Regions from separate parts of the Homo sapiens genome. Here region 2 is linked to region 1. The links are chromatin loops, found by intact Hi-C in ENCODE. Cell type or tissue: PC-9. All regions are shown on one strand. Each heading gives the region's core, and the rest is flanking DNA. Links, peaks and the distances in the headings are about the cores only.

Region 1 (9,572 bases), core at 3,226-5,725:
CAACCAGGAAGACTGGCAGCCTGTCTCCATCTAAGTCCAAAGGCCTCAGAATCAGGGTAGCCAATGGCATCACTCTATCAATCTAAGGCCCAAGATCTGAGAATCCTGGGGCCACTGGTGCACATGCCAGAGTCCAAAGGACAGAGGACCTGGAGCTCTGATGTCCAAGGGCAGTAGAAGAAGTGTTGCAGCTCCAGCAAAGACCTTTCCCCTGTCTTTTTTTCTATCCAGGCCCGGAGTCAATTGGACAGTGATCACCCACATGGAGGGTGGATCTTCCTCACTTAGTCTACCACTCATACACCAATCTCGTCCAGAAACACCCTCACAGACACACGCAGAAATAATGTGTTATTAGCTATCTAGGTGTTTTTTAATCCAGCCAGGTTGACAAATGTATTAGGGTTCTCCAGAGGGGCAGAACCAACAGGATACATATACATGTGAAAGGGAATTTATTAGGGAGAACTGCCTCACACAATTACAAGGTAAGTCCCATGATAGGCTGTCTGCAAGCTGGGGAAGAGAGAAGCTGGTAGTGGTCAGTCCAAGTCCTAAAGCCTCAAAACTGGGGAAGTCAATAGTGCAGCCTTCAGTCTGTGGCCAAAGGCCCTAGACCCCCCGGCAAGCCACTGGTGCAAGTCCCAGAGTCTAAAGGCCGAAGAACCTGGAATTTGATGTCCAAGGGCAGGAGGAGTAGAAGGAAGCATCCAGCACAGGAAGAGGAAACAGAGCCAGAAGACCCAGCAAGCTGCTTATCCCACCTTCTTCTACTGCTTCGCTCTTGCCATGCTGGGCAGCTGACTGGATGGTGCCCACCCACAGCAAGGGTGGGTCTTCCTCTCCCACTCCACCAACTCAAATGTCAATCTCCTCTGGCAAGCCCCTCAGAGACACACCCAGAAAAAATACTTTACCAGGCATCTAAGCCTCCCTTAGTCCAATCAAGTTGACACCTAATATTAACCATCACAGCACCTAAAATTTACTGTTCACAAATACTGAACAGAAGTGGTGAGAATGGATATCCTTGTCTTGTCTCTGAGCTTAGGAGAAAAGCTTTCAGCCCTTCACCATTCAGTGTCATGTTAGCTGTGGGTTCTTCATAGATGTCTTTTTCAGGTTGAAGAAGTTCCCTTCTATTCCTAGTCTGTTGAGTGTGTATGTGTGGGTTTTTTTTTTTTTTTTCTGTTTCTTTTGGAGTTTTGCTCTGTCACTGGAGTGCAGTGGCATGATCTTGGCTCACTGCAACCTTAGACTTCTGTTCAGGTGCTTCTCCTGCCTCAGCCTCCCGAGTAGCTGGGACTACAGGTATGTGGCACCACGCCCAGCTAATTTTTGTATTTTTAGTAGAGATGGGGTTTCACCATGTTGGCCAGGATGATCTCGATCTCCTGACCTCATGATCTGCCTGCCTCGGCCTCCCAAAGTGCTGGTATTACAGGTGTGAGCCACCGTGCCTGGCCGAGTGTGAGTGTTTTTTTTTTTTTTAAAAACATGAAGAGGCATTCGATTTTGTCAAATGCTTTCTCTGCACAAGACATCCTCTTTGCCTTTGCTTTTCAATCTGGAAGCTTTTTCTATGCCACCCGCATAACTTGCTATTTCTCATTCTTACAAGTCTCTACTTCAGGGCATTCCTGGATCATCCTATTTTAAAGTCCCCACCCATCACTCTATCTTCTCCATTCATGCAACCACAGAACCTTCAAAGTACTCAGCCATTATGAAACCAACCCAACAGTCCCATATAGCTTTTTTTTTTAAAAAAAAGAATAAATAAACATAGAAATTGAACTTTCTGGTCTTAACATTTGAAACTTATATTTGTTTTATCTGAGATCCTTCCTCAGGAAATGACCTTCAGGCCTCTCAAAAAAAGTATCAAAGAAATGAAACTCACCAGATCACATCCAGACAATAAAATGTGGACGCTGATTCAACATGATTGCTTCCAAGCCCCTTCTGAGTTCCTGTTTTCCCACACATGATTACATTTCTTCCCTGCTATATAGCCAGTTTTGGTCAGTCAGAGAGATGGATTTGAGACTGAGCTCCCATCTCCTCGGCTGCAGCACCCAATTAAAGCCTTCTTCCTTGGCAACACTTGTTGTCTCAGGCATTGGCTTTCTGTGCAGTGAGCAGCAGGACCCAGATTGAACCCCTGGTGTTTTGGTAACAATTACTATTAATATATGTACATATTCTGATGACACTTGTATTAATATAAAGTTTGGTATTTGCCAGCACATATTCATAATTTTAGTCCTTGCAATAATAGTATCTACAAAGTGAATACTATTATAAGCATCTTACACATAAGGAAATTGAAAGAGAGGTTACATGTCTTTTCCAAGATCATGCAGTTTATTAAGTGTCAAACCCAGGATTAAAACCCAAGCCACTGAGCTGCAGATACCAGGCTCTTAAACATTTGCTATTGTGTCTCTCAATGATTACCTTTCCTTAATTGTTAATGTATTTATTATCTAAACATGAGCACTGTCAACCTCAGTTTTTGCTGCATCCCTAGCATCTAACACCATCCATGGCTGGTGCGCAATCAATATTTAATGAACAAATGGAACACTGGTCTTAAGATGCCTCACAAGAAAATAGTTCCATGGAACTCTGGTGAGCACTGCCCACTACTCACACCCATCAAGATTCACAAAGCTCATTAGTTTTGAAGAAGGTCATTTAACTTTAATCCAATGCTTTCCAAACGCACTTAGGCATAGACCCATCCTCTGACCCAGGTCCCCACTGTATTAGTGGTGTAGGGAGCTGTGTTCCAGGGAACACACTTTGAGAACTCCTGCTCCAGAGAGGCAGGTCAAATAGCACAGTTTCCAGAAGGGTGCTCCTGTTCTCACTCCTTTGGCTGGCTCTGCTCCTATGTAAAGGTCCTATCTAATTCACACTCCCCGAAAGCTCCCTAATAGCCACGGCTCAGCTCAGAAAGAAAACCACAGCTGTAAGCTTTCCTGTTCTTTCCTGAAGTTCATAAAGGGCACACTGGGACACATGACCATCGAGGAAAAATGAAGACATTTCCAACCATCACAGTGGCTCAGCTCTCCTGTATGTCTATGGTTCCACACCGCATCACAGAGGCCGCTTTAATCTTCTTCGAGCTCTGGTTTGTTGAACATGATTCAAACAAAATCACCCTTCACAATGTGCTTTAATCTCTTCTAACAGTGCAAGCAAAGCCAATAATGTGTTAACCACAAAAGTGTCATATTTCTTTCCTCAATACTTACCTTAACGCCGATATTTAAATCATGGCTTCGATGTGAAATGACTTCAAAATCATCATATCTCAGCTTTTCAAGTCCTCAAGGCCATCCACTTGAACTCTCTCTGAAAAAGGACAAAGTCTCTACTGAAAAATCTGAGAAAGAAAATAGCAAACAATACAAGACAACCACACGTACGAATGAAACTGGATACTCTGCTGTGATTAATCTGCTGCCTCCAAAGAGCTTTTTCCCTTTCAAATACTCATCAACATCAGCAACTACAGATTACAGGCAGTGGTTAAAGTATCTTTTTAAACCTCTTATAAAAAGTGCTCAATAAAAGAATGCATTTTTCCCATTCATCGTAAACTCAGTGAATAAAGTCATTTCTATGCAATGGTTCTCCAAAGCTCTTATTTTTCTGGGAGGACTAAAATTGTATTATTTGGTCTATAAGCAAGAATCATTTTTGGTAAATATGAGTACTTTCTAAATTCAAATTTAAAATCAGATCCAAATATAGGGATGGCCAGGCATGGTGGCTCCCACCTGTAATCCTGGCACTTTGGAAGGTTGAAGTGGGAGGACTGCTTGAGGCCAGGAGTTCAAGACCAGTCTGCAACAAAGTGAAACCCTGTCTATACAAAAAATTGAACAAATTAGCTGAGCGTGGAGGTGTGCTCCTGTGCTCCCAGCTACATGGGAGGCCAAGGCAGGAGGATCACTTGAGTCCAGGAGGTTAAGGCTGCAGTGAGCCATGTTTGGATCACTGTACTTCAGCCTGGGCAACAAGGAAGACCCTGTCTTTAAAAAAATTAAAAACAAAAGAACAAATATGGAGGCTTGGGAACAGCAGCCTTGCCACAAAGGGACAACTGAGAAAATAAGAAATGGGTTGAAATTCATCACGAAGTTGGATGGAACTAACAAAGACCCAATTCCACAGAAAAAGACATGCTGGGTGGAGAGTTAGGAGACTGGAATAACTCACCGAAGGCATCAGGGTGAGTGATTTGGCTATGACTTGGTCTATGTCAAGCATTCCAGGCAGAGACAATCTCTGCATTTATTTTCCTCAAAGAGTGAGGGGAAACCCCACCTATGCTAGAATGTACCAGAGTAGAATTAAGGCAAACATGCATTTCCCCTTGTGGTTTGCCTGACGAGGTGCAATTTGTATGAAAGATGACTCACAAGGTTACAGAGTCATTCTTTAGACTCGAGGGTTGACACTCTGTGTGGTTCTTAATGACTCAGCCTGGGAGAGGTCCCCAACACAGAAGGCTCCAGCCCTGCAATCCCAGACTACAGAGGAAAGCCCCTCGTTTATCAGCTGGTTAGTGGTTAACAAGCGTGGCTTTGGGAAGTCTTTTGTCTTAGGCTATTGAGTTCCATCTTCTCATCTCCTCTCTGTTGTCTACTCAGCACTTCCTTGTATTCTTACCGCCGGAAAAAGTCAGAAAAGAATTCACTCAAGCACAGAGGGCTCTGAACTGGGCAACAGCTGGCACCACACCAGGCATTGCAAGAAACCACAGCTGAATTCCTTGGCGCTCATTTTTATAAATATTCCACAGGAAGGATGTCAGAAGCCTGGTTTATCCAGCATAGAGAGAATGGGGTTCATCTCCAGAAGCCCAGCCCCAGAGGCAACTTCTAGGAAAAAATCATCTTGTGATGGGTGCGGGGTCAAAGGGGAGTCAGCCCATGTGAAGTTCCCACAAGGTTAAAAAATAAATTATTGTCACCACTGCCTGGTGGAATTCAGACAGTCATGAACTCATTCTTGTAAGCCACAGAGATGGTTGCGGTAAACACAGACAAATTATTGGGTTTAAGCAGACCGTTTTTTGTTCCAACAATAAAAAAAATCATTTTCCCTTTCCTCCACAAATCTCTTTATTACTAAAAAGCTTTGATGCCTTGAGAACTGGGCTAGATCAATGTAAGCCTCTCTTTTTCCCCTGGGACTCCTCCTTAGGGCTCCAAACTGGTTTAAAAAATCCTTTGCCTGCTTAGGAAAAGGAGACCCTCTTATTGAACCAGCCACAAAAGAAAGAAAAAGAAAACTACTCAAAAAGAAAACAGGGGCTGGGCACAGTGGCTCATGTCTGTAATCCCAGCACTTTGGGAGGCTGAGGCAGGAGGATGGCTTGAGGCCAGGAGTTCAAGACTAAGCTGGGCAATACAGTGAGACCTTGTCTCTACAAAAAAATTAAAAATTAGCTGGGCCTGCCTATGGTCCCAGCTACCCAACAGGCTGAGGAAGAAAGATTGTTTGGGCCCAGGAGTTGCAGGTTACAGTGAGCTACGATTGTACCACTGCGCTCCAGCTCGGGCAACAAAGCAACACCTTGCTTGACTCAAAAAAAAAATTAAAAAGGCAGGGTGGGGTGGCTCATACCTATTGTTCCAGCACTTTAGGAGGCCAAAGTGAGAGGATCAATTGAGCCCAGGAATTTGAGACCAGCCTGGGCAACATAGCAAGACCCTGTGTTTACAAAAAATATAAAAAATTAGCCAGGCATGGTGTTGCACACCTCCCAGCTACTAGGGAGGCTGAGGTGGGAGGATCGCTTGAGCCTGGGAGGTGGAGGCTGCAGTGAGCCATGGTCTCACCACTGCACTCCAGCCTAGGCCACAGAGCAAAATTCTGGTGGGGGGAACGGGCCAAGAGAATCACAAGAAGCCAAGAAGAAAGGGCAGAATAGAAACATTCTCATCCCTCCCTCTTCTTAAAGAGAGTGCTAATCTCTGCCCAGACGCTCACGTCTTCCCCTGGCTCATTCCCCTCCTGACCTCTGGAGCATGGGCTCTCAAACTCATAGTGTGCACAGCAATCGCCTTGGGGCTCTACAACTGTGAGTCCAGATAGAAGAAAATCTGCAGTGAAATCATGAGCTCAGGGACAAAGAAGGAGTTTAAAAAGCCTGTGCCTGGGCCGGGTGTGGTGCCTCACGCCTGTAATCCCAGCACTCTGCGAGGCTGAGATGGGAGGATCATGAGGTCAAGAGATCAAGACCATCCTGGCCAACATGGTGAAACCCCGTCTCTACTAAAAATACAAAAATTAGCCAGGTGTGGTGGCACATGCCTGTAGTCCCAGCTATTCGGAAGGCTGAGGCAGGAGAATCGCTTGAACCAGGGAGTCGGAGGTTGCAGTGAGCCGAGATTGCGCCACTGCACTCTAGCTTGGCGACAGAGCAAGACACCGTCTCACAAGAAAAAAAAAAAAAAGCCTGTGCCTGAAACACTTGAGTCCTAGAAATCTGGTTTGCTTAAAGACAAAGGGAAAACCTCAGTCACTAGAGAGTAAAACTTCAGAATATATTGACAGGAAAACCCCACCATCAACCAGCTTTCATGCAGTCAGGATCATTTAGGAAAAATAAAAAAGCAAGAATACAAACAGGAAAAGGTCCAAATTTAGGGACAGGTTGAAGTTCGAGAAACGAGTCAAACCGGAATAAAAGCAGAAAAGAATTCCAGAGGAAAACAGGGCACCGGAGAAAGGAGAATGAGCATGATTAATGCAGCAGGAGGAGATGCTAGCTAAGCTGGAGCCAGACCAGGAGGGCTTGTCTCTTCTCTCCGGGGCTCTCTTGACCTTTCCAAGGCATTTCTTTCCGGACAAAACAAACTGTTACTGACTTTCACCAGGTTACCAACCCCCTGTGCAAAAACTCTGACTAGACTCTGGGACTAAATCTAGACCAATTGCATCTGGAAGAGAGATATGCCAGACAAAGGCATCCTTTTAGGTTAATGTTTCAAGCCTGTGCTTTGACAGATGGTGCCCATGGAGGTGCTCACAGTGAATGGATGTTTCTGGTGAGTTTTTATTTTCATTTTCCAAATTCTAGAACTGAAAATCAAATAAACTTTCTTTCTTTTTTTTTGAGATGGAGTCTCATTATGTTGCTCAGGCTGGTCTTAAACTCCTGGCTTAAAGTGATCCTTCCGTCTTTGGCCTCCCAAAGGGCTGAGGTTACAGGAGTGAGCCACCATGCCCGGCCCCAGTGAGTTTTATTCACATACTACCAAACTACTAGAGTAGCAAGTGCCTCTAGTTCTGGGGCATTGAGCAGCAACTTATCCCTCTTCACCAAGCAGCCAACAACCCCCACTGCAGACCTCAGGGATGATGCTGCCATGAGACCCAACTTTTATTCTGGCTTCTTTCTCCAACCTTTTTCCCTAGATGCCTTTAGCAAGGAAACCTGGTTCTTCCAGACATTTTCACAGAGCCTTAGGCACTTCCTCCCCGGTCTCATACAAATCTTTCAGGATTCAGCCTGGATGCCCCCAGTTTCCAGGAGAGCTTCTCTGACTGCCTTCATCCATCCTCAGAGACCTCCCTGTCTCCTGAATTCATGCCAAACACCTGATGCTGATTATAAATAACAATATGGCTAATTCTCAACCATCAAGGGTTGGATTAGCCACAGGAATAATAATACCAATAAGCATAATAATCATTATTGTTATTTGAACATTTGTAAAAAGTAAATAAATAAAATGCCAAATCAACAAGACCATCTCCCCATTAGAGAAGGTCCCCATTGATTGGAACTGCACAGTGACCTGCAGACATCACTGTGTCTGGAGTAGTTCCAGGCATCCATCACCCCTCAGATAGCTGCCTACCACATTAGTGCCCAAGGCTTGCCATTCTGACAGCAATAATTCCAGAAGCAAACACATGGATGGGAAAGCCACTAGTAAGTGACTGGACTGTCACATGTGTGAGGCAAGTTAGAAGCAATGAGCAACAATTAAAGTGGGAAGCTGGCATTAGAAGACAGGGCAGCAGGGATGTATGTGCGCGCGTACACACACACACACACACACACGGAACACTTGGACGAAGGACAAATAATAGGCCAGGTGCAGTGGCTCATGCCTGTAATCCCAGCACTCTGGGAGCCCAAGGCGGGAGGATCACTTGAGGCCAGAAGTTTGAGACCCACCTGGGCAGCAAAGCAAGACCCCATCTCTACAAAAAAGTAAAGAAAATTAACTGGGTGTGGTGGCATGCACCTGTAGCCCTAGCTACTTGGAAGGCTGAGGCTGGAGGATTGCTTGAGGCCAGGGATTTGAGGCTGCAGTGAGCTATGATCACACCACTGCACTCCAGCCTGGGCAACAGAATAAGACTCTGTCTCTTAAATAATAGTAATAATAAAAGAATAGACCATTTTAAGAGCACTAACCAATGGCCCATTTTATTTGTCAAGAAAACTATAGAAGACTTTGTGATCCTAGACTTGTAATATTTTTACACAGTAAGACAGTATCTATAGAATGGTGAATATTGTTCCAAATACTGGATTTTTCAGTAAGTAAACATCGGTAGTTTCCACTATGAAGAACATATTAGATTTGATGGTGACAACTTTTCTGTACTTTACCTCTCAATCAACAGATACTTATATTTCTTTTTTTTGTTTTTTTCTTTTGAGACACAGTCTCCCTCTGTTGCCCAGGCTGGAGTGCAGTGGCACAATCTCAGCTCACTGCAACCTCCGCCTCCCAGGTCCATGGAATTACAGGTGTGCACCACAATGCCCAGCTAATTTTTGTATTTTAGTAGAGACGGGGTTTCACCATGTTGGCCAGGCTGGTCTTGAACTCCTGACCTCAAGTGATCTGCCCTGCTTGGCCTCCCAAAGTGCTGGGATTACAGGCGTGAGCCACCATGCCCTGGTTGAGAGACGCCTATATTCCATATGGACTTTTCCCTCTAAAATCAGACTCATTTTTTATCAGCGGGACTCTTCTCCTGCACTGTATGTTTTCAGTGTTTCATGGGCATGAGCCCCATGCTCAACAAAGAGATGCGGAAAGACTGACAGGGAGGCAGTGGGCAGAGCAGCCGCTGGTTCTCCCGGTGAGTGCTGCTGGCAATCAGCACATCGGCAACTGCAAGAAGATGCTCACAGTCAAAATAGCAACTGACGCCAAGGGCACATCAAGGAGAGGGAGCTAAAATAAGAACCACAATCCTCCCTGGTGAGATCCAGAAACTCCACTACCCCTCTGTCCTTGGGGATATCTTCCTACGGGACACGTTCCCCATTTGATGGTCTTTATGCTGCCATTGGATGACCTTCCCGTGTATCCCATGACAGCACAGGTTCTTAAAAGGACACATCAGGTCCTCATACATTTTTTAGTACACTCCTGCAAAACCCTGGGAGATGTTCTGATTCAAGGATATGGTATTAACCAAAATCACAAGTGGAAAAATTGAGTTAATGGGCAGAATTCTCAACTTTAAGAATCTCTCATACACTTTTTCAAAATGTATATTCATAATTTTTTTTA
Region 2 (9,572 bases), core at 4,686-7,185, 340 kb after region 1:
AGCTGCATGGGAGCTCTGCTGGTCGTCTGACACTTGTCACAAGCCCAGGGTGTGGGGAAAGGGTGGATTAACCACAGGAAGCCTGGCACAGCCAGAACACCCCTGGATCCTCTATCTGGGGAGAGTGTCTGGTTACCACGCGCAAATGATATGCAGAATTTCTCATGCCTGTAGAGTTTGCCGTGGTTCTCTGTTCTTAGGGGGGCTTTTGCGGTTAGCAGATGTGGCTGCATGGTAGAGTTTTATCAAATCACCGTGGCCTAATCCAAACACCAAGAAATTCTGATTTCATTGGTCTGGAGGAACACAAACAGCAGTCTTTCTGAATGTGCCTCCAGGACTAAGACCCACTGACATGTGGGATCTCAAGTGATCTTCCAGTTACCCCACTGAGAAAAGGGGGACGTTTTATGGATAAGGAAACAGTCTCAGAAAATGAGATGACTTGCTGAAGATTATGTGCAGACAGGTCAGTAGATTCTCTTGTCCAGAAACCACAACGTAATTGTCTCTTGGAGGAAAAAAAATAATGTTTTTAAAAGTGGATTCATAGGTTGTGTGGTGTCAACAGATACTGTGATTTTATTTGACTCTTACAAAGTGAGGGAAGGAAAGCCATCTGAGTATCTGGGACCCCACCTGCATTCTCCATGTGTCGTGCTCAGATGCGGGAGAGTAAGGAACATTCAGCCAGTGATTGACATGTGTTTCCAATGCATGAACATTTGTTCCACATGTTTTTGGGCTCTCCAGGAAGCTCAGCCATCAGATATTCATGTCTCATTTTTTTTTTTCTTGTCGGGCACAAGACAAGGGCTCCCTCCACGTTGGAGAATTCTACTCTCCCGTGGCTACCCTTGATCACTCACTGCCGCCTTCCTCGAGAAAATATCACCCCAGGGCCTGAAATCAAGCTGTCTAGTGCAGAGCCTGGAACGTCTGAATCTCAAAGACAGGCTTGAACTAGAATTTCTGGCTTGAGACGTCTTGAGGCCTGTGGAGAACTAGTACAAGAGTAATCTTGTATTGAAGAATAAATTTGTAACGCTGCAACAAGACCCTCATGAGGTTTGGGGATCCTGACTTGTAAACGGGGCTCTTCTCGCAGCTGCCTAAGGATGTTTAGGGTGCGCATCCACGACTCCCAGGATGGGAGAAAGAGTTAAGCTAAGGGACACTGTTGCCTTTGGTGTGGTAATGGAAGTGCAACTGTTGTGTACATGCATGATTCCTCCCACGTGCAGCACACATAGTATACATACATCCAACACACGTGACACCCAGAATATGTACACTCCACACACGCTCACACAACACCTGCATACACAACACACACATGCAACACACAAAATTCACAGTGCATGTGCACATAATTCAAGTTCACACAACTCCTGTATACACAACACACATGTAGCACACACAACACTCAATGTGCACTCAATGCAAGCTTACAACACACATGACACATGCATGCACACCACACACACGTGCAATACACAAAATTCACAATACGTGTTCACTCAACACATGTATATACACACCACACAGGACATACCATACATGTGCACACAACACAAGTTCACACAACCCACATAGCACATGCATATGCTTCACACACACATGCAACACACAGGACACACAGCACATGTGCACTCAGTGCAAGCTCACACAACACACACAACACATGCATATACACCGTACACACATGCAACACAAGCAACACAGTACATGTGTACTCAGCATACACCCAAGCCGGCTTCTTAGGGACCTCACTGAGCACTTCCAATAACCAGCCAGCAGGGGACAGCATTGCAAAGGCTTTGCAGGACAGGCGAGCTCCCTCAGGAGGCAACAAGTGTCAAAGATTCATCAACTTTACAATCTACATCCAGTGCCTACTATGTGCCAGTCATTTTGCTAGGTGCTTCCAGCCATGATAAAAACGGAAATGTCTCTTCCTTCAAGACTAAGCTTCCTTCAAAAACTCGAGAGGTGGAAGATGGCGTGGGAGTAAGGGGTTGCAACCGAGAACCACCACGTGGCCACCTGGCTCCGAGGCTGGGCTTGGGTAGGAGAGTCGCTGCCTTGGATCTAGCTCTGCCACTTAGTTTCTGCCCCTTTACTGTAACATGAAGTGGCTGCTACAGCAGCACTGTCTCGCAGAAATACGGTGTGAGCTGCACATGCGATCCAAACTAAATTCTTTAATCACGCCATTAAAAACGGGAGAAGGAAGCAGGTGAAATTAATTTTACTCGTATGTTTTATTTAACCCAGTATATCAAAAATAGTAATATATAGGGCCAGGCGAGGTGTCTCATGCCTGTAATCCCAGCACTTTGGGAGGCCGAGGCGGACGAATCACCTGAGGTCGGGAGTTCGAGACCAGCCTGGCCAACATGGTGAAACCCCATCTCTACTAAAAATACAAATCTACTAAACATACCAAAAAAAAAAAAATAGCCAGGCATGGTGGCGGGCATCTGTAGTTCCAGCTACTAGGGAGGCTGAGGGAGAAGAATCGCTTGAACCTGGGAGGCAGAGGTTGCAGTGAACAGAGATTGCTCTACTGCACTCCAGCCTGGGCAACAGGGCAAGACTCCATCTCAAAAAAACAAAACAAAACAAAACAAAATAGTAATACATATATTCACTGTGTAATATAAAAAGATTGAGCTAATTTACATTCACTTTCTGTACGAAGTCTGGGTGTATTCTACGTTCACAGCATGTCTCAATTCGGACCGCCTGCACTCCCTGCGCTCAATTGCCACCTGTGGCCGGGGCTTGCAGTATTGAACAGCCATCCAACTAGAGTTTTCAGGCCTTGCAGGGTGTTAGAATCACCTGGGTGGCGGGGGAGTGGCTATGAAAAAATTTCTTGTGCCCAAAACAACAAACAAATGCAGTGCTCGGGCCCTACTATATTAATTCTAGTCTGTCTGAGAGCCTGAGGCTGTCACCCAAATACCAAATGTCAGCCTAGCCCATTTGCTTTCCCTTTTCCAGTGTGCACCTCCTTCCTTCACATCACATCACACACACACACACACACACACACACACACACACACACAGTTTGGAGTCTGAAATTAGGAGGATCACTTGAGCCCACGAGACAGAGGTTGCAGTGTGCCAAGATCACACCACTGCACTCCAGCCTGGGCAACAGAGTGAGACTCTGTCTCAACAACAACAACAAAAAATCCAAACCACAACATAAAACAGAGGGATAAACAGAAGAGACAGTCGTGCTGTTCTGCATCTCTTGGTTGCTGGACCCTGTAGGTCCCACAACCTTTGCTGACATCCCTCAGAGAAGCTCCATCACTTTGTCCTCCTGCCCCCAGCAGATGCCAAGCCCCAGAAGGGCCCCTCCTCTTGTCACTGTCCCTCCAGGTCTGGCAGAGCCAGTTCCTTTGTCGGTGAGGAAGCTGTGATCTTGGGAGCAGTGGCCCTTTCCTCTCTGGGTGGAACACGGAGCTCAGCCTCTGCCCTCCCTCTCTCTGCTCCTCTTTGTCACCTTCCACTCACAGGCCTGGGAAAAGGACCCTCAGGGCTCCTTGCCTGCAGTCCTTTTGGTTGGCAGGAGCTGCTGATTGGCATGGGCTGACAGCTTTCCCGAGGGGGATGTCTGGAGGCCACCAGCTGCCTCCACACACAGGTGCCCAGGTGTGTGGCTGCTTCAGCTCCAGCAGCCACCGCCTTTCTGGGGAAAATCTATGCAGGACTAAGGGCTGAGGGAAAGCCCTATGTACTTTGGGACCCCAGGACAAGAGGATAATTGTGCAAAATCCCATTGACATCACTTTCTCTCTGTAGGGAGCTGCAGATTAATGGTAAAAAAAAAAAAACAAAAAAAAAACACTAATGAGCAAAGTAACTCCTAGTTACCCCATCCAGGTTGGGGAAGAGAAGTTTGGAGACACTAGTGTCTCTAGTTATGTAGCATTTATTTTCTAGATCTAAGCGTCTACTGTTCCATGGTATTAGCTGTCCTTGGAAGCATCCCTAACCTTCCCAACCCTCTGTTACTTCATCTGCAAAATAGGAATACCTGATGTGCCTGGCTCTCAGAGTTGTTGTAAAAACGGAAAGAAAACAGCAGCTGAAAATTGTCAAGGACTGTGACAGGGCTGAGGTTTTTACCCCATTTGTCAGGTTACAAGTGGGCCTGCCAGTTTCATGAATGGGGATAGAAGACACAAGACTCCTGGGTCAGAGCCAAGGGAATTTATTACTCACTGCAACAGCAGTAGCCAGAGTCTCGGCATTTTCTTGTGTGGGATCCGTAGACTCCAATACCCAGAGCGCGATGTGAAGAGGCCGGGTGAGACGGTCACACCAGGCAGGAACCTGAGTTTAGGAAAGTCACTTATTTTTAGTATGAGTAGGAAGCCTGCCTGACCTTTGTCCCTGAGAGAGACATTATCTTTATTCTACTGGGCAGTAAACAAACCTGCCCTTTCCTCTGGAGACAGAGACACTGACTGTATCTTCCCAGGCTGCTCTCTGCACAAACACCCTTGGAAAGCTAGTCCGGAACAAAAGCGGTCCGTGTCTCTCTTGGCAAAACAGGCTTCTGCCTTTCCAGGCAAAAGACCCGTGGAGAATTTTCTCCCCACCAAGCACTATTGAGAAAGTGCAAGTGCTATGCATGTGTAAAGTACTTTAACCTCATTTACCCTAACAATTGCCCTGTGAGGTGGGAAGGGGTAAAAATAACCCTATCATGATGCTTATGTGGAAAGAGAGTCAGGCATGAGAGGTTCAGCACGTGTCCAAAGCCACCCAGCTATTTGGTGAATCACCATGTCTAGCACTGAGAAATCTAGGCTCTAGGCCCTCTGCTATTTCTACTACACCACTGGCAAGATCATCTTTAATGCCCCTCAAGCCTCACTCATTCCCACTAGAATCTACAAATTGTGACAGGCCATCAACAGTGAGAAGTCAGCACCATTAGAAACTTCTGCAGTTTCCAAGGCTGAGCTCATTTGAAAGCAGGCGATGCGTGTGTTAAATAACCAGGCTTTGTTTTGGGTTATCAAAATTCTCCCACGGTCTGCTCCAGCATGCCAACATGGGTGTTGGGGGGTTACAAGGGAGTTTGCGGGCACTCGGAAGCAATCGAGACCCCGTGACCTGCAGAGTGGTGAGCAGGACTCAGGCGTATGGGAGTGGGAAGTCACTGACCCTCACACCTGCATGGATGTTGCTGCTCTTCTGCTTTGCAGAAGAGGGTTCATACCCGTTCTTTTTGTGCCAGGAAGAAGGACAGGCTCAAAGGTTCTGTGGCCTGTGGCTTGAGGTCTCCCTGTTGTTCAACAAGTGTCAGCAAGGGTCTCTGGCCCTGGAGGGGCTCTCACTGAGCTCCCGTGGGAGTGGGACATGTAGGAGCCCCAGTTCCTACACTGTCTCCTAAGGGGCTCCAGCTTGGCTTGGACCTCTTTCCTGGTGCACAGTATGACTGCTGATCGACACTCACTGAACACTTAGCAAGTTCCAGGCACTGTGCTATGCCAAGCCCTTCCCACACATCATCTTATTTAATCCTCACAACAACCCTTTCTATGGGTGACATGCCTGCATCGCATGGTAAGTGACAAAGCTCCAACTCATTGCAGATCTTATCTGGCTCTGAGGCCCAGATATGCTTCCAACAAAGGACTTGTGAGTTATCTTCACATTTTTAGAAATAAAGTTGGGGTCCAGAGAGCAGAGCCCCTGAAAGCCTCTCTTTTCTGCCAGCCTGTCGCAGCAAAGTACTTCCAACTAGATCTTTAGGTAGACAGGTCTGCAGGTTCTGCTTGTAGGAAAAACAGCAAGCAATTAGCACAACCCGCCTGGATGTGGGGCTCAGTGAACCTGTCCTCCGTTGGCATGCACGTACGCTGCCCTCTAGCGTTGAAATGCCAGCAGGCGGCTACCTCTGCTCAGCTTGCACAAGAGGTCAGCCCCTCGCCTTCCCATGGGGAGCAGAACAGAGTCCGGCATTTCCCACTCTGGAGAATGGGCCACTTCCCACTGAGTGGCCTCTCCTACACAAAGGGCAAGGGACCCCACATGAAAATGTCCCGAGAAGTTTTGTGCTGCCTGGGTCAGCCGGCCACTTTCAGCAGGCTTCACTCTACAAGGAGCTTTTTCCTCTGAAAGTGACTTCTGTACACCAATTATTATGATCTGTCACCTCTGAAGCCATTTATTTCAATGGCTAGTGATAAGTATTGATACTTGACAGGATTTTCAACTTGGATTTCACAAACCTCAAGTATATTTTCTGTTCTCTCCCATGTCACTATTCCTTTAGAAACCAAAATTACATCAAAAGTGATTCACCTGATTGCAGAGCTCAGTCTGTGAAGTGGGTGCCTCCCTGCCACCCCGAGATTCCTAGATCGGCCATGAGCGAGGCATATCAAAGAGACCTGCCCTTTGATAACCACGTTTTATTTTCACCAGAAGGCATCTTCTCTCTATTGTATAATATATGATTCCAGGGTCTATGCAATGGTTCTGTAACTTCAAACTTCTCGAGATGAAGAGAAAAATGAAACCCTTTGTAGGCATCATTCACTGGAAGCACTCAAACTTAATAAAGATGATCTATTGTAAATGCAATACATTTTCTGCTGGGTTTAGCTTATTTATCTTCATGGTACAGCCTTATATATGTGGGATGGATTTGAACCAGATATAATATGGGTACAGTTATAACTCTGCAGGAAATCTCCTAAAAGTAACAGATCTTACCTTTGTAATAAAGATAGCCATATAAAATTTTTGGTATAAATCGTGCAGCACAAGATTGGCATAATTCAAGCATAGTGCGCCGTCTAAGTTCATGCATGTGGCGTTTCCCACAGGCAGAAATAACTCTTCCAATGGCTTCTATTTGTCCTTCCATAGTTGAAGACAAAGAAGACAGGCTCTATGGCAAAATTATGAGGCCACCAAAATCAATGCTCCAAGCCCCATTCTTCATATTTCTTCTTTTCTCTGTAGCAATTACAAGTTTTTCTTTTGTTTTCTAACCTTCTCAGGTTCAAAGTCAAACCTCCTAATAAGTTTTCTATTTCTGCAAAACAAATTGCTTCTACACTCAGCAGGTTTTCTTTTAGGTTTTTCTTTCTCTCTTTTTTTTTTTTTTTTTTTTTTGAGACAGAGCCTGGCTCTGTCACCTAGGCTGGAGTGCAGTGCAGTGGCACCATCTCAGCTCACTGCAACCTCTGCCTCCTGGGCTCAAACCATCCTCCCACCTCAGCTTCCCAAGTAGCTGGGATTACAGGTGCATACTACCATACCTGGCTAATTTTTATGTTTTTAGTAGACACAGGGTTTTGCAGTGTTGCCCAGGCTGGTCTTGAAGTCCTGAGCTCAAGTGATTGCCCCCCTCAGCCTCCCAAAATGCCGCATTACAGGCGTGAGCCACAGTGCCCGGCCCACACTCAGCAGTTTAAAAGAATAATAAACAATTACTGTTTCATGTTGTTTCCATGGGCCAGCACAGAGGAGTAGCTGAACTTGAGGGTTTGGAGGTCTCTCAGGAGGTTGCATTCAAAATGTCAGTGGCTGTGGAGGCTCCACTTGGGCTTGAAGATCCATGTCCATGGGGGATCATTCACAGGGCTGGCAAACTGGTGTTGGCTGTTGGCTGTTGGCTGGAGGCCTTAATTCCTCACGATGTGGGTCTCCCCACGGGAGTGCTGGAGCGCCTTTACAACATGGCAGTTGGCTTCCCTAAGAGCACAGGTTGGAAGCCATAGTGTATTTTATGATCTAGATTCAGAATTGGCACACCATAATTTTTGCAATATGCTAGGTGATTATAAAGTTCAACCTTATTTATTTATTTTTTTACTGTAAAAATTTTTTAACTTTTTAATTTTTTGAGTACATAGTAGTTATATATACTTATGGAGTATATGAGACATTTTGATACAGGCATATAATGTGTAATAATCACATCAGGATAAAGGAAGTATCCATCACCTCAGCATTTATCTTTTTTTTTTTTTTTTTTTTGAGGTGGAATCTTGCTCTGTTGCCCAGGCTGGAATGCAGTGGTGTGATCTCACTGCAATCTCCACCTCCCAGGTTCAAGAGATTCTCGTGCATCAGCCTCCCAAGTAGCTGGGACTACAGGCATGAGCCACCATGCCTGGCTATTTTGTTGTTGTTGTATTTTTAGTAGAGAGGGGATTCACGGTGTTGGCCAGGCTGGTCTCGAACTCCTGACCTCAAGTGAACCACCCACTGTGGCCTCCCAAAGTGCTTAGATTACAGATATGAGCCACCTCGCCTGGCCCACATTTATCCTTTGTGTTATAAACAATCCAATTATACTTTTTTAGTTATTTTTAATTGCACAATTAAATTATTGTTGACTATAGTCACCTGGTTGTGCCATCAAATACTAGCTCTTATTCATGCTGCCTATTTTTTGTACCCATTAACCATCCTCACTCCCCCCCTCCCTTCTATCCTCCCCAGCCTGTTAACCATCCTTCTACTCTCTGTCTCCATGAGTTCAATTTTTATTTTTAGCTCCCAGAAATACGTGAAAACATGCCAAGTTTCTCTTTCTGTGCCTGGCTTATTTCACTTAACATAATGACCTCCAGTTCCATCCATGTTATTGCAAATGAAAAGATCTCTTTATTTTTTATGGCTGAATAGTATTCCATTGTGTATATGTACCATGTTTTCTTTATCCATTTGTCTGCTGATGAATACTTAGATTGTTTCCAAATCTTGGCTAGTGTGAATAGTGCTGCAATAAACATGGGAATGCAGATATCTCTTTGATACACTGATTTCCTTTCTTTTGGGTATATATCCAGCAGTGGGATTGCTGGATCAAATGGTAGCTCTATTTTTAGTTTTTTGAGAAACCCCGTAACTGTTCTCTATAATGGTTGTACTAATTTACATTCCCACCAACAGTGTATGAGGATTCTCTTTCTCCACATCCTTGCCAGCATTTGTTACTGCCTGTCTTTTGGATAAAAGCTATTTTAACTGAGATGAGATGATATCTCACTGTAGTTTTGATTTGCATTTCTCTAATGGTCAGTGACATTGAGCACCTTTTCATATACTTGTTTGACATTTGTATGCCTTCTTTTGAGAAATGTCTGATCAGATCTTTTGCCCATTTTGAAATCAGCTTATTAGATTCTTTCCTATAGAGTTGTTTGAGCTCCTTATATAATCTGGTTATTAATCCCTTGTCAGATGGTTAGTTTGCAAATATTTTCTCCCATTCTGTGGGTTGCCTCCACTTTGTTGATGGTTTCCTTTGTTGTGCAGAGGCTTTTTAACTTGCTGTGATCCCACGTGTCCAATTTTTTTCATGCAATACTTGTTTTTTTATAGTAAATACAGATAAGCAATCCATTCATACCTACATACCCATAACCCCAATTCCAGAAGTCATTATTGTTAACATTTTGGTGAAAACATATCCAGGTTTGTTTGTTCTAAACTTTTGTTGTACTATGGTGTGGACCTCCTGCTCTACCAAAATAAAATAGCGGACCTGGTGTACCCTGCCTCCCTGTTTTGTCTAAT

What was found. A loop is a pair of places that touch in the nucleus more often than their neighbours do. Peaks named below come from ENCODE experiments on the same cell type or tissue, not always from the same donor. Only the 100,000 strongest peaks of a DNase experiment are listed, where the experiment ranks them.
Region 2: it touches region 1 in a loop (7-fold over the local background); 3 of 110 quality-filtered maps call a loop at or near these places.

The regions. Positions count from the first base shown.
Region 1 is chr10:29,654,703-29,664,274 of GRCh38, forward strand. It overlaps a transcript of SVIL not described here. Among named protein-coding and RNA genes, the nearest start is that of SVIL, 25 kb to the left of the region's middle. RefSeq lists an enhancer at 3,834-5,033. In PC-9, for the core only: a CTCF peak has its summit at 4,327; a DNase peak (open chromatin) is centred at 4,469; H3K27ac peaks cover 2,300 bases.
Region 2 is chr10:29,996,716-30,006,287 of GRCh38, forward strand. LOC107984218 (a long non-coding RNA gene) reads right to left here and starts at 4,357. Exons shown (of 2, transcript XR_001747403.2): 1 at 4,245-4,357. RefSeq lists a silencer at 1,501-1,689. In PC-9, for the core only: CTCF peaks have their summits at 5,919 (motif pointing left) and 6,121; a DNase peak (open chromatin) is centred at 5,866; H3K27ac peaks cover 367 bases.